Linked DNA regions of Homo sapiens: regions 2, 3 and 4 are each linked to region 1. Evidence: chromatin contacts called from ENCODE Hi-C or POLR2A ChIA-PET data. All regions are on one chromosome and are shown on one strand. The core of a region is the stretch at or near the end of the contact, and the rest is flanking DNA. Distances in the headings are between cores, read along the strand shown. Region 1 overlaps ARSB (arylsulfatase B). Region 2 overlaps LHFPL2 (LHFPL tetraspan subfamily member 2). Region 3 overlaps LHFPL2 (LHFPL tetraspan subfamily member 2). Region 4 overlaps LHFPL2 (LHFPL tetraspan subfamily member 2).

Region 1 (3,462 bases), core at 444-2,943:
TTCCCTGATTGGAAAGCAATCAGGTCTTTAAACATGCATGTGGCCTGATTGATTTTGGGTTTTACAAACACCTCTGGTGGGAACTTGAAGCGGTATATAAATTAGCCCAGGAGCCCAGACAGAGGAGTGCCTGACCTAAAGCAATGGGCTGCAGAAGGGGGGATGATTGGAAAGCTGTTTTAAAGGTAGACTTGGCAGAATCAAATGCACATTCTGTCAGAAATGATTCAATGTAGTGCAACAGGGAAAGAGTAGCCAAGCGTGGTGGCACACACTTGTAGTCCCAGCTACTTGGGAGGCTGAAGTGGGAGGATTGATTGAGCCCAGGAGATCGAGGCTGCAGTGAGCTGTGATCCTGCCACTGCACTCCATCCTGGTTGGAGGAGTGAGACTTTGTCTCAAAAAAAAAAAAAAAAAGATAAGATTTGAGAATATCAGAATGTAATTTGAATATCTAGGTAGATAATGTCTCCAAAATCTTTTAGCAGGAGAAGATTGAATTTACCGAATCCTTTAGATGTGTACTAAGACATATATTAGCACTCCAGTTTGCCTCTCAGTAATTTAAAAAAAAATCCAAAGAATCAACCATCAACAAGCAGATACTTTTCTGGGACAAAGAGGCTTCTCCATTTTTGAAACGATGTTGCCTACTCATCTGTTAGTCACCCTTGCATCAGGGCCGTGTTCAAAGAGATGTCCAGGCTTGGTATGAGGCTGCTAGAGCCTTCCTTGCTTTTCCTTTTGTGATCTTTGAGTCAGGTTGGGAAGGATGACTAGGGTAAGCCCCAGCTGAAGCATGCACAGGGATGTTGGGGTAGAGATGATGTTTCAGGGCAGCCCTCCACGGCCAAGCCACACATTAAATTGTTTGGGGAGTAGTTCTAAAAATTAATGCTGTTGTCATGGTTTCATTTTGATTTTTATCAGCTGGATATGGATGAGGCTTCATTGTCATATACTTAATGTTTTTGCTTAGATCTTTGGCAAACCAATATTTTTCCATGACTTTTTGACAGTTATTTTTGTTCAATAGTGAATAATAAAGTGAGATTTACGGTCTGTATATGATAATGTTTGTCTTACTTTGACATTTCTTTTCTAGACAGTAAAGGCCTTATAATTAGATTTTCCCTGTGCCAAAACATTGCTGCAAAACCATCTCCCTGAAAAAACGTTTCTTTGCTTCTTTTAGGAGCTGGCGTCATCTTATTTTGATTTGGAATTTTTTTCATATGTCAGTCAGGAAATGAAACAAAAATTTCTCTTGAATATGAATTCTTAACAAGAAAGAAATTAACTTTTGCCGAAAAATAAAACTAGAAGGGAAAATGAGAAGAAACGTCTTTGAAATGCTGATGGTTCCATTGTCTTTTTAAATTCTAATTTATGTCAAACTTCAGTGAGCAATATAGGAAACTCCCTTTTCCACCTTGTTGCAAAAGAGCTTATTTTATTCTTGTTGCTACTCCTACCAGTTTTATGTTGAATTCTTTGAAATACCCAGGAGACTGAACTAGAACTTATGGACCGCACCCTATTTCTCATATAGTTAACCAACTAATGTCCTAACTCAGTGGATTCTGCCCCATTGCTGATAAGTGGCAACCATCGGCCAGGTGCCATCTGTGGGGGTACAAGGACAGGCGAAGCTGAACTGCCCTTCTGCTGAGGCCACATCTGCAGTTGGCGCTATGCCAGGAGAGCCTTGGAGAAGTTGCACATGTGTCCATTGACAGTGCTTTCTCTTTGGAGTGCTCTTAAAAAGAATAACTGTTGATAGAATCGCTTATTGCTAATGGCAAAACATCACAGAGAACTAATTGCAAAAACAGTCACACTTACTACATCCGTGGCCTCCCCTAATGATATGTGGAAACACCTTCCCTTTCCTACAGTAGCAAAAGTGGCCAAATTCTCTGTACAACCCGGAGAATTTTCCTATCTGAGTCATAACTGAAGAGCTGCTCCTAGAATCAGATTCCAGATCCAGCCACCCTTGTCCCCATCATCTCCACTCTTATTTCCACCACCATCTTCATCCAATACTTTCCGTTGAGCACTAACAAATATGTGCAACTGAAGGACACTACATAATACCTCAGAGAAGTGTATCTATTTAAAACAGAGACAACAGGCTTCTTCTAAAGTATTGAGCCAGCATCACTTACAGCAATCCAGACAACAGAGTGAAATAATCGTTCTGTCTCAGCCTTTCTTGATATCACGGGAAGAGTGTAGGTATTTCTTTCCAGTGTATTTTTGTATCACATGAATAGCACCTTCTTCTAAGTTTCGATACATTGGTTATGAGTGATTGCTACTCTGTGCAGTATCATGAACATGGAGGAATTTCTTCTTTCTACTGATGGTGACCTTTTGTTGTTTTGAATATACGGGTCTGCTCAGCTTCAATATGAAATGGAATGTGTATTTCAACAACTGGCCTGAGTGAATGTTTGGGCCTTGAGTTTTTGTCAAGAAGTGATGTGGGGAGGTTTGAAGAAAGATTCTTGTAAGTCTGTGATGTCAAATGATGAGATTGTCTGTCACCGACCCATGTGTTGAAGAATTGTTTCCTCACCTGATCTAACTCAAGACTCTTCTCTACTCCCTTTCGAGAAGCACAGAAAAGAACTGAGAACTGGTGTGTTAAGGGCGCCACCAAAAGTTTCCTTGGCAGTAGAGCCTTGAATTTCTTCCCCAACAGCAGCTAAGCCTTCTCTAAAAGGAATTACCATTACCTTGAAATAACTTCCTATGTACACTCATAGGAAGAGTGTACACTTTGCTGAGGTTGACCGTACTTGTGGTTTTCATCAGGAAGTGAAAGTTTATGTGGCCTACATGTGTGAGCCCACTCTATACTAGGGATAGCAGGAGTGTGGTGCTCTAGGGGCAGAGGCCTGGGGTGTCACACAGACCTTGTTGGAATCCTAGCATTGCCATCTATTCACTGTTTGGCTTTTTCAAACTTCCTTTTAAAAAACGTGACAAAATGGTTATAATACTAAACTATTTGGGTTGTTGTAAATTTTAAGAACAACAGCAGTTACTACCATGTATTGAGCACTTAGGTTGTGTCAGGTACCCTGCCAAGAAAAGATCATAAGCAATGTCACTTCATTTCCATCATAATACATGAAGTAGTGCTATGGTTTGGATGTGGTTTGTTTCCACCAAAGCTCATGTGGAAGTCTAATTGCCACTGCATCTTGGGAGGTGGGGCCCAGTAGGAAGTGTTTGGGTCATGGGGGCGGGTTCCTCATGAATAGATCAATGCTGTCTCCCAGGATCGAGTTCTCAATCTCAAGGGAATGGATTAGTCGCCATGAGAGTGGGTTGTTATAAAGTGAGGCTCTTCCTGCTCTTTGGTCCCTCTTTACCTGCACCTGCCTCTCCTTCCACTTCTCTGCCATGTTATGATGCAGCACAAAAGCCCTCACCAGCAACTGATGCCAG
Region 2 (3,462 bases), core at 582-3,081, 410 kb after region 1:
CATGTGAAATGTGAAGCTGCCATGTTGCCTTTTCTCTTAGTAGGATAACTAGTAGCTGGTACATAATCACTGAGGAGCTATTTCTTAACATGCTTTTATAGACCATGCTAATGCTAGACCAGTATTTAAGGGCTAATCTCACACCTCCTTAGCTGTAAGAGTCTGGCTTAGAACAGACCTCTCTGTGCAATAACTTGTGGCCACTGGAAATCCCTGGGCCGGCATTTGTATTGGGGTTGCAATGACTCCCAAGGGCCAAAAGAGTTAAAGGCACGACTGGGATTTCTTCTGAGACTGTGGTGAAACTCCTTCCAAGGCTGAGGGGGTCAGTAGGTGCTCTGGAGGGACTCGGCACCACTTGATATTCAACAGCCACTTGAGCCAAATATAAAATTGTATTTACAGCTGATGGACTCAATTTGAGCCTTCAAACTTGTAGTTATCCTATTATATTGTAAACTAATACATTGTCTAGCATTGATTTGGTTCCTGTGCATATGTATTTTCACTATGTGCTCCCCTCCCCAGATCTTAATTAAACCAGATTTTGCAATTCATTCTTATTCTTTCAAGTCTGAGTATACTGGCTTCAATATGATGTGTATAATCTGATCAAGAAAATACCTATCAATCAGTCAACATTTATTTTAAACACTAACTTACATGTAATATTGATGAATGGAAAAAAGATATTCAGGTATTTTAAACTATCCCATTCACTAGTAACATATATGTCCCTACCCTGGGCTATCTTTCTTTAACGTCAAGTATGTATTTCTTCCTTGAAGAAGCATCAACACAATTGTAAATAGGAAAAAACATCTCAAGTATTGTAAACATATATTTTAAAGTAAAGCTATGAAATATGAAAATGCTCCGAAGTATTAAAAAGGGATTTTCAAACATAAATATGTAACAATGACAAGGGGAAAAGTTAACTGAAAGACACATCCTCCTCTTCCAACAACATCCCTAAAAATAAAAGCCAATGATACGGTGCCATTCCACATCCATGTTTCCTGAAGGTAATCCTGGCCATATAAACCCTCATCCAGAAGAGGTGGAATTCTAATTTATAAACTCAAGAATGACACTAAATGCCCTTCTCAACTCTCAACTCTCTGTATCCCATGAAGCATTTATTATTTCATACCAAAAAAAGGCAGTTTCTTCCCCTGATCTAGGGCCTATGACAGTTGAAATTAGATTCATGTTTTGGTTTCTAATAAAAGCTGACAAAGTTACCCATATCAGTTTAAAAAAACCACACACAGTTTTCCAAATAATCATGATTTGAATAACCCAAGAAAAATTAGAAAATTTCCATTGCTTTTTCAGCTGTTATTGTATTCCCCAAAAGTTAATCCACACAGAGAATGGACCCTGGTTGAATTTTAGCAGAAGCTGGGGAATCCTCCCATGTGCTTCCCCCGCTTCCCATCCTTAGTTGTTATCTAGCAATTCTGCTACTAGGTCCACTTTCCACACTGATCTTTCTGGAACATGCTGCATTCAAATTACACCTACACCCCCTTAAAGTTTTTGCTTAACCAAACAACCACTTACAACGGTCCTTACTAACGTGGATATTTTATGTGGATATTATTTCAGTAGTTTCAAACAATCTTTTTCAACTCTCAAACAATGAAGGGTAGGGTATCAAAGCAAACTTTACTCTTCAAAGCAGTAAGAACCAATAACTTTATTTCAGAGGCCCTCACTAGCAGCTGAGTCATTTGGCAGAGCCATCCCACTGCTCCCCCTACTACTATCTTCTTCCTTGCAACTTCCTCTCCTTACCCTGAACAGTTGTGCAAGATAAGTCTTGCAGACAAGAACTGCCAATTTTACTAAGGTACACAGGACACAGATAAAAGCACACAAAAAGAGGAAGTAGTGAAACCAAAACCACATGGGAAAGAAAAGTCAATCAAGTAACACATTGCTATTAGCAGCTTTTTAGCTTTTTCTAGCCAAACATCCTGAAAAATTGAACACCTACAGGTAGGCAGTCCAAATGCCTATGTTTAGGGGAAACCACTATGATTTTATTCACAAGAGACGAAAGCCTGAATTAAGGCAGTGATGGTAAAGGACAGTCAATGGGATGAATTCTATGTTAGGGAAAAAGAATGGGCAGGTGACTGATCAGAAGTGGAGAGGAAGGAGAGGAAAGAGTCTAGGATGACAGCCAGGTATTTAGCGTAGACACTGAGTGGAAGGTGATGTGATCACCAAGATGAAGACTCCAGAAGAAGCAGGGACAATGAAGGTGAGGAGGTTCAGCTTAGGCTGCCAATGTAGAAGTCCTGTGTGCAGCTAGGACTATACTAAGGAGAGAGAGAGATTTGGGAGTCATCAATACACCTGAGAGATGGTAAGTGTCCTTAGTTATTGTGCAACTTCTATGGGCAGATACTATGCTAAATACTTCATAAAATTCATTTATTCATCAAAATCCTATGAGATAGAAACTGTTACTATTGTTTTACAGATAACTGTCACTTAAATAACTGAGGTTAAATAATGTATCCCAGGTTAGAAAGCTAATAAGCGGAAAAGCCAAAGCTCAGATACATGTTTGACACCAAAGGCAACTCACTCAAACTGCTATGTTGTTTCCTTCTACCTGGAATGCACAAGGTGGGAAGGCAGCCAATGCAAACTCCTGGGCAATATCTCTACATTGTAAACACTTAGAATAACTTCCAAATAAAACTCCAAAAGGGCCTCACCATCACAACTGATGAAAACACTGCTTCTTCCTCCCTTTCAGAGAAAACACCTAGTGATTTTTCATAATTTTGAAGATGACACCATATGTCTCAATTTATCAATCATGATTTAGCTCAATCCTGAAAACAGACACAAGAAATTCATTAAGTATGTGACAGTGGGAAAATAAATGATAGGCTTTGACAGTTTTTATTGTTTTCTTAGTATAAATAATCTCTCATTCAGGGTAAGCAACTATTATAATCACATAAGAAGCATATTTAACCTAATAATAAGGATTTGTCCTCGACTAAAGTTTCTCCAAACACACAAACGCCAAAGACCCTTTAGTAAATTTACACTGCTGAAGAATGGGCAGCAGGTACTCACCTTTAGGTGGCAGGTGTTAGCATTTGGTCTGGAGACTTCAAAAATATATGTAAAAATTTTTTTTGTTGATTTTTTTTCTAGTATCTGTTGTCCCTAAAGGATGGACATGAATGACTGGAAATGTGGAAGGATGAAAGGGAAGACAACTGGAACGAGGCGGCATGGTGGGGCAGCCACGCTTGGCAGGAGTCAGGGGACCTGCCTGTTCTCATCATCCCTCTCCAGCCCTTCACCACCACCACTCACTGAGTGACCTTGGGGTAATTTCCTAGAACTCTACAAAAACAGAGCCAACAACAGAAATTATATCACAAGTTTGGTATGAAAATTAAGTGATGTATATAAAGCATTTAGTAC
Region 3 (3,462 bases), core at 479-2,978, 380 kb after region 1:
GAGTTGATATTTGTTGAGCACTTACTCTGCCAGGCACTGTGCTGGGTGCTTCAGTAGGTTCTTGTTCATTCCTTGCAACAATCTGGTGAGGTAGGCTACCCTTACCGGCTCAGACGAGGGAGCTCTGAGAAGTTAGGCATCCATATGGTCAGTGCTGGAGCTGGCTTTGGAACCCATACCTGATGGACTCCCTTCCCTTACCCAGTGCTTGGCACAGCGCTGTGACACACGCACACACACCCTGACAATTAAGTGCATATGTTCCTAGTAGTGCACTAGCTGTGTCCCCAAAATAGCATCTTGTATAGCAACTACCATGATATGAGGATTTTAAAATACATCATGTTTCAAGGGATGGGTAGAGTCACATGCTCACTAGGAAGTCAGCCAGCAGGCAGACAGCTGGTGCAGGGTGTAGAAACGGGCATTTTAAGCTTTGACACTGGGCTTCCTTATTTCTCCGCTTCTCTTCCTCTTCGATAACTCCCTGCCTCACCCCACTCCCAACATGCCAGGGGGCTCTTTGCAGTTCTCATGGAGTTGATTTGACCTCGGTTAATGAGATCTAATCATTCAGAGCAGGGCCATGTGCCCAGATGTGAGCTATGTGATTGTTCCTGGCCTTGGAATGGGGCAGAAAATGGGGCTGCAAACCAGCCCTGCTGGCCCCCATTTCAGGGTCCAGACTCCTCTGAAGAAGGCTTGAGCCACTGGAGCAATGTCTTCTGGTAATGAAGTCATTCCTCCGTGGAGACAGAATGAGGCCTCTGTGAAATGAGAAACAATGGGCATGTTGAGTTCCCGACCTGGGGTGAATCGAAGCTTAGGCAGAGGCACATGGGATGAATTGGGACAATTCAAGGGATGCATTCTTCATAGACAAGGTTCTGTTGTCAACAAGTCCACTCAGTTGTAATGATGCTTAGTTAACGGTCATTAATGTCTTTTAAAAATAATTTCCCCAAGTAAGTCATGAACTCTTAAGGTTTTTTTTTTTTCCCCTCTGAGTTTTAATTAGTGTAAATTATTTTGTCTAAAAATCACCCTGTGAAAAATGGATAAAGTATAGGTATGGGAGCAATGTTTTGTTTATTCTTTTACATGTGATTCTTTCCTATTTACCTATGAAGCAAACACACTTATGTCTCTGCTAGTAATTTAATTTCGAGGAAATAAAAGCGGGGTGTTGCTACTCTCTACTGTTAAGCAAAAGCGCTTGGTCCAAGTTTCTCAAAACTTAGCTCACCTAGTACCAAAACAGCAGGCAAAAAGTCTTGCAAACTTAAAAACAAAACAAAACATCCACTAATAGAGTTGATTGCCAGTCTTGCCTCCTCCTCTCTGGATCCCTGTGCTGTTTGACTTTTTCCAGTAAAAGATGAGGGAGCGGGAGCCCTGTCCTAAAAGTGCAGCAGCAACCAGGACAGTGCCCCCTGGGTTGGGAGCAGGACCTGGCACTGGCCGCCTCCTTCCATGGTGCTCCCTAGAGATAAGGTTAACTGCCACATAGAGTTCTAAGTGCAGTGAGGTCAGGAAGAACTTGAAACAAACGCAGCCAGTGCAACAACCGCCTGGCATGCTAGCCAGGCCCGGGGCTTGCTGGCAGGGTTCTGCGGGCACGGGCCGGACTTGGACGGTGTCGCTGCGCGGCGGGAAGGCGGGGCGGGGCCTGGCGGCGCTGCTAACCGCCCTCCCTCTCCCCTAGGTGAGGCCGCAGGCGGTGCTCTGGGTCCGGGAGCGCTGTCCCCAGCATGAACGCGGCCGGCGGCGGGAGTGAATGACTGCAGCTGCGACTTCCTTCCCGGGCCGCCCGAGCCTCCTTCCCCACCGACTTTCTTGTTTTGATTAACTCCGTGGACTCCTGACTCTTTCTTCGCCCGGAACATCAATATGTGTCATGTCATTGTCACCTGTCGCTCGATGCTCTGGACCTTGCTGAGTATTGTGGTGGCTTTTGCCGAGCTCATTGCCTTCATGAGTGCAGACTGGCTGATCGGGAAAGCGAGGAGCCGCGGCGGCGTGGAGCCGGCGGGCCCGGGCGGGGGCTCCCCGGAGCCCTACCACCCCACCCTGGGCATCTACGCCCGCTGCATCCGGAACCCAGGGGTGCAGCACTTCCAGCGGGACACGCTGTGCGGGCCCTACGCCGAGAGCTTCGGCGAGATCGCCAGCGGCTTCTGGCAGGCCACAGCTATTTTCCTGGCTGTGGGAATCTTTATTCTCTGCATGGTGGCCTTGGTGTCCGTCTTCACCATGTGTGTACAGAGCATCATGAAGAAAAGCATCTTCAATGTCTGTGGGCTGTTGCAAGGAATTGCAGGTAAGAAGGCAGGACCCCGGGCACGGTGGGATGGAGGGATGGAGAGCTGCCGGTGCAGCGCACTCTGGTACTGGGCATTCGCTTCCTGCTAGTTTTGGAGAAGACCACTTTCTGTCTATTCAGGTTTCCTTTGCCCCTTCCGTTCTAGGCGACGTTTGTGTGCTGCTCGCATGGGTCTCTTTCCCCTGTCTTACCCCACAGGAAGACAGGCTTGTTCTCTGGTCTTACGTGGTCCTCCTCATTGCTTATTTCCTCGGGGTCTAAGCTGTTGGTTTTAGTTTGAGTAACTACTCCTGCTTTTTGTTTTTCCCATTAAATTAAAAGCATGCTCTCCACTTCAGTGCAACTCCCTGAGGAATTATGGAGAGCGTGAGTCCCACCTGCAGCAAGCACTTTATGCTAAGAGGAATGTAAGCGGGGGCGCTCATTAAGAAGCAGCAAGCCTGCTTTCCGCATCCACTCTCAGCTCCAGCCCCCAGATGATTTCAGCTTGGGTGGGAAAGACACGGGCTGGGAAGGAATTAGTATCAGCTGCTCTGTGTTTAGTGATGTTCTGGTTTAAATTGTCTGTCTCCTAGAGCCTGACAGAATGTTCTGTGCATTCAGATCAGAAAATGCAAGCGAACTCTTCCATTTTCTGGGAATTTCTCACTAACGAGCTTATTAGAAATGGGTGGAAAGTAAAAGCATGAGCTCTTTACAGTGGTCCCAGGGAGAAGGTTGTGAGCTGCAGGAAAGCATCCACTGCTACCAGTATTTTCGTAGGCTTCCCCGCATGGGTTTGAAAGGTGAGTCCTGAACCAATGGGGTAACAATCTGTCTAGGTTTGATTCAAGGTTCTTGTTCTGGGTGACAGAAATTCACACACAAAAACACATGGCTGAGTTTGAATACATCCCCAAAGAAGTAGAGTAGACTCTTGCTTTGATATTCAGAAAACAAGTGCTTACTTTTTAACCAAGACATTAATCTAGACTCTAACAGGACAAAGTTACCCACCTACAACACTAAATGAAGGGCACAGGTGATTCATCCCTCAGCAAATTCTAGAGCTGTGTGCACAGGATTCTTCAAAATAAAGCTATGCATTGAGCCATATGTCCAGGGCTGTAAAGCAGCAGCCCCCAAACGAATTCACTCTA
Region 4 (3,462 bases), core at 705-3,204, 340 kb after region 1:
AGTAAGCACCAGCAAGTCCTGGAGTCGAGGTTACTGAGAATCATGTGATAAAAAATATCATTTATGGAGAGCTTTCCATTTGTTGATCACTGTTTCTAGGATGCATTGCTCATCCTACAAAATGTAGGTTCTATTATTATCCCTGTTTCATGCATGGGGAAGCTGAGTCTTGAGGTTGAGTGGTTTGCCCAAGGATAAAGTAGTGGGGGTGGGGATAGGCCCTCTTGGCTAGAGCCGATGCCCTTGCATACACTGCTGCCGTGTCCCTCTCATGGTTTTAGTGAGTGGAGTGCCTCAGAACGGCTACTTTGAAAAGTGTCTTTCCTGCCAGAGATGCGGCTTTATGATCAATCCACTCAAAAATTGCCCCATATAAAGTTGAAATTTAATGTTGCATGTAAATGATCTTTATCGTAGAAAAGAGAATATAGAGAAAATAAGCCAGCAGTATAATCTTAACAATGTGTGCAAAAACTACGCAGACATGTACAGCCCTGAAAGTGTGCGTTTGTGCTTGGGTTTAATGGCTCACAGACGGTCACTCCAGAGTTTTTAGTGGTACCGTAGAAATTAGAACTCAGTAAGTAACATGACCAAGGTATAGGAGAGCAACTTTTGCACAGGTTTTAAGTTTTAAAGTTTGGGTATTTTTCTCAGATTGTATCTTAGTTTCTTCATTTCAGCCTCTGTATCATGGCCTTAGCTAAAGACTGAGAAGTAAGGATGAGTCTTTTTGAGGGTCTGCCCTTGACTGACTTCATACCCTTCCAAATGTATATGAACCAGTGTCTTATTCTTTATTCTGGCCAATAAGATTGTTCAGGCGAGTGTCTTAGATTCTGCAGAAAGTTATCTTCGGTCAGTTGACTCTGTTGGAACAAAGTAGGTCTCCTAAAGAGTGAATTTAACAGGCACTTAGGTTTGTTTTGATAGGTGCATTTGGAAAAGCTGGGACTGCTTGAGAAACTATTTCACAGCACATCCAGGTGGCTCGAATGATCGGCCTCCACGCATCACACCAAGTCTTTTTAAACAAGATGAACGCTGTAGTGAGTTCGTCTCATGGAGCAAGTGAGGCCCTCAGGGAGAAACATGAACTTATGTGGGTGCTTGGGAAGTATTGAATAATAACTCTTTCAAGCCATGAGGTCCCCATTTGCCTAGCAGACATTTATGAACAGTACCTTGGTGGCTTAAAAATGTTCATTTTCTTTCCCAAGTGCCTAACTCTCTTCCTGAAAGTAGTGTTTTCATTGAAGGCTTGGACCATGCTGGATCTTCACAGAGAAATCCTACTCTTGATTCTATAGCAGACAATGGTGACTTTGCTGAGATAGAGCCTTCGGTGTTGCCTCCTGATGGGGAATGTGTTGGGTAAGGGGGACATGAAGAAGTGGCTAAGTATCAGCCATCTAATACCCTGCAGATCGTATTGGAGCTGGACGTGAAGAAGCGCTCTCTGCGTGGTTTTGGACCAAATGGCTGTGAAAGTGTATGATCCGCCTCACAGTGACAAGCAGCTTGTCAGTGGTTTCCAAAACATCTGTCTCAAAGTGGCGGTTGAAATTCCTACAAGGGAGTGTTTCCATTCATTGTCCATGAGAAATGAGAGAGAGTGGGAGTGAGTGATGCACGATCCAGAGGAAATGCGTGCACTCTCCACTTGGGATTACAATGCAGATGAATTCCATATTTTGGTTAGGGAATTTTTTCTTTTAAAAAAAGAAAAGACAAGAAAGAAAAGCTTGTCGCTGTCCTGGTTACTGAAAAGCAGACTAAAATGGAGTTAAATGCAGGCTGGAACGTTCATTTCAGCTGGATTTTTTTTTCTGTTTTGGGGTGTGTGTGTGTATACGTGTGTGTGTGTGTGTGTAAGAAGATGGCCTGGGACTTCCTGGCACACTTTTCTGCCTTTGGCCCCAGTTTCCCACCAAGGTGGCCTGACCTTGCTGATGAGTCACTTTAAAACTGCTGCGGTCAGCAAGCTGTGGCTCCGTCACTGCATCCGCACAGATCAGCTACTTGAAGATTCAGACAACTGCTACATATACATCCTATTAACAAAAATCACAACAGAGGTTTTCCCAGCTAAAGTTTTACTGTAAAAATGGTAGCCCTATAAGAAAGCCACTATTAGTTTTCATTTAGAGATTTTTTTTTATGTCTACCCCTGTCCCCTACTATGTCAATTCAGGAGTGCTGAAGCCGATTTGCTTTTGTATATTGTGTTCAAAATGTGCTACCTGTAATGATGCAAAACCAAAGACCTGAGCTCTGCTTTACCCTCTGAGGTGTCGTGCAATAGATATTTATTGCAGACCTGCTCTGTGTGCCAGATGCCTGTGCAAGGATGCAGTGTTGCCTGTGGGAGAGACACATGATCCCCTCTTGGAGTTTACTGTCTACAGCAGCTGGGGTGTTGAAGTTCTCACAGGTTGGGGGCTTCAAGTAAGAGGACAAACTATATCTGGAAGACAGCCACGTGGGAAGCTGCCATAACAAGGGACTCTGAATGGGCAGGTCAAGCCATTGCTGTCCTGGCACTGGTGGGTGGTCAGTGATTGTCCTCAGCACTCCCTCAGTGCCCTTCACTAGAGCCAGGGAAGAGTGCTTGCCAGCCTGCCCCTCTCACCTGGGCATATCTGCCACTGGAGGTAGATTGACTTCCACCATTCTGAGTCTCTGCTATCTCCACCTGGAATTGCAAGAGACAATCAAAGGCAAAGTCAGACTCTCCCCTCCACCTCCCGTCCCAAGTCATCTTCTCTGCCTTTAGTTCACGTGCAGCAATGGCATGATGTCTTGCTCTAATCTTCCTATTTTGTCCTTGTCACTATACACACATCTCACCTGTCTCCCTTAGTCCTCCAGCTGTGTGTTCCTGAAGGTGACTTGACTTGCTGAGGAAAGGGTCGCTCTTCAGCCTCACCTTGGTCCCCTGTATCCTGGGGATTTCTGGGACCTGCAGCCCTAGTGGGGCTGCCCTGGGCTTTGCTGGCTCCTGACCTCATCCCTGCAGCCAGAAGGCCAGGCCTGGGGTCTGAGGATTCTCTCAGGGACAAGGCTGAGGGCTTGGCTCTCCTACTGTGCCGCACTCTCTCAGAGGGGCAGTGAGGGAGAATGGCCAGGTGGAGGCCCACCTGGAGCCCAGAGAGCTCTGTGGATGCATGCTGTGCCCCTGCTTGTAGGGACAGAGCCCCAGGGAGATTCCCACTGAAGCAGCCTCGTTGTCTGGGGTGATACCTGAAGTTCGTTGTCTCACTGAGGAAATCAAGGACGTGGACACACAAGGAATGAGGTTAGGAGGAGAAATTTAAAAGGCAGAAGAAAGAGAATGGCTGTCTCTGTTGCAGAGAGAGGGGTCCCAAACAGGTTGCCGATCTGCGGTGAAATGCAAAGGGTTTTATAGATGCCGGGTGAGGAGGTGGTGTCTGGTTTACATAGGGCACAAAAGATTGGTTG

Evidence for each region. Hi-C counts contacts between places; a loop is a spot of excess contacts on that map. ChIA-PET counts read pairs that join two places held with the same protein, here RNA polymerase II (POLR2A). Pooled maps may share reads with other maps.
Region 2: a loop to region 1 is called in a pooled map, with 5 times the contacts of the local background. The contact joins two enhancer-like sites. A Hi-C loop is called at or near these places in 7 of 168 maps with a recorded cell type or tissue (A673, Calu3, GM12878 and 4 more), 13 of 37 single-sample maps with no recorded cell type and 8 of 50 pooled maps.
Region 3: a pooled map shows a loop between it and region 1 (2.5-fold over the local background). The contact joins two enhancer-like sites. A Hi-C loop is called at or near these places in 2 of 50 pooled maps. POLR2A ChIA-PET finds 5 or more read pairs at or near these places in 2 of 52 experiments (Panc1 and activated CD8-positive, alpha-beta memory T cell).
Region 4: a loop to region 1 is called in a map of left cardiac atrium, with 2.6 times the contacts of the local background. The contact joins two enhancer-like sites. A Hi-C loop is called at or near these places in 22 of 168 maps with a recorded cell type or tissue (A673, B cell, Caco-2 and 17 more), 36 of 37 single-sample maps with no recorded cell type and 30 of 50 pooled maps.

What each region holds. Positions count from the first base shown.
Region 1 is chr5:78,887,207-78,890,668 of GRCh38, reverse strand. The region is part of intron 4 of ARSB (arylsulfatase B); the gene reads left to right. Among named protein-coding and RNA genes, the nearest start is that of ARSB, 96 kb to the left of the region's middle. RefSeq lists an enhancer at 3,059-3,108. Within about 2 kb of position 1,693, at least 6 of the 41 ENCODE cell types and tissues checked have a DNase peak (open chromatin) inside an H3K27ac peak, as active enhancers do.
Region 2 is chr5:78,482,325-78,485,786 of GRCh38, reverse strand. LHFPL2 (LHFPL tetraspan subfamily member 2) reads left to right here. Exons shown (of 5, transcript NM_005779.3): 5 at 1-557. Among named protein-coding and RNA genes, the nearest start is that of SCAMP1, 120 kb to the right of the region's middle. Within about 2 kb of position 1,831, at least 3 of the 41 ENCODE cell types and tissues checked have a DNase peak (open chromatin) inside an H3K27ac peak, as active enhancers do.
Region 3 is chr5:78,508,642-78,512,103 of GRCh38, reverse strand. It overlaps LHFPL2 (LHFPL tetraspan subfamily member 2), which reads left to right. Exons shown (of 5, transcript NM_005779.3): 4 at 1,706-2,320. The coding sequence starts at 1,891. Among named protein-coding and RNA genes, the nearest start is that of LHFPL2, 140 kb to the left of the region's middle. RefSeq lists silencers at 1,703-1,752, 2,033-2,122 and an enhancer at 1,365-1,986. Within about 2 kb of position 1,728, at least 23 of the 41 ENCODE cell types and tissues checked have a DNase peak (open chromatin) inside an H3K27ac peak, as active enhancers do.
Region 4 is chr5:78,543,164-78,546,625 of GRCh38, reverse strand. The region is part of intron 3 of LHFPL2 (LHFPL tetraspan subfamily member 2); the gene reads left to right. Among named protein-coding and RNA genes, the nearest start is that of LHFPL2, 100 kb to the left of the region's middle. RefSeq lists enhancers at 2,343-3,160, 3,161-3,462. Within about 2 kb of position 1,954, at least 2 of the 41 ENCODE cell types and tissues checked have a DNase peak (open chromatin) inside an H3K27ac peak, as active enhancers do.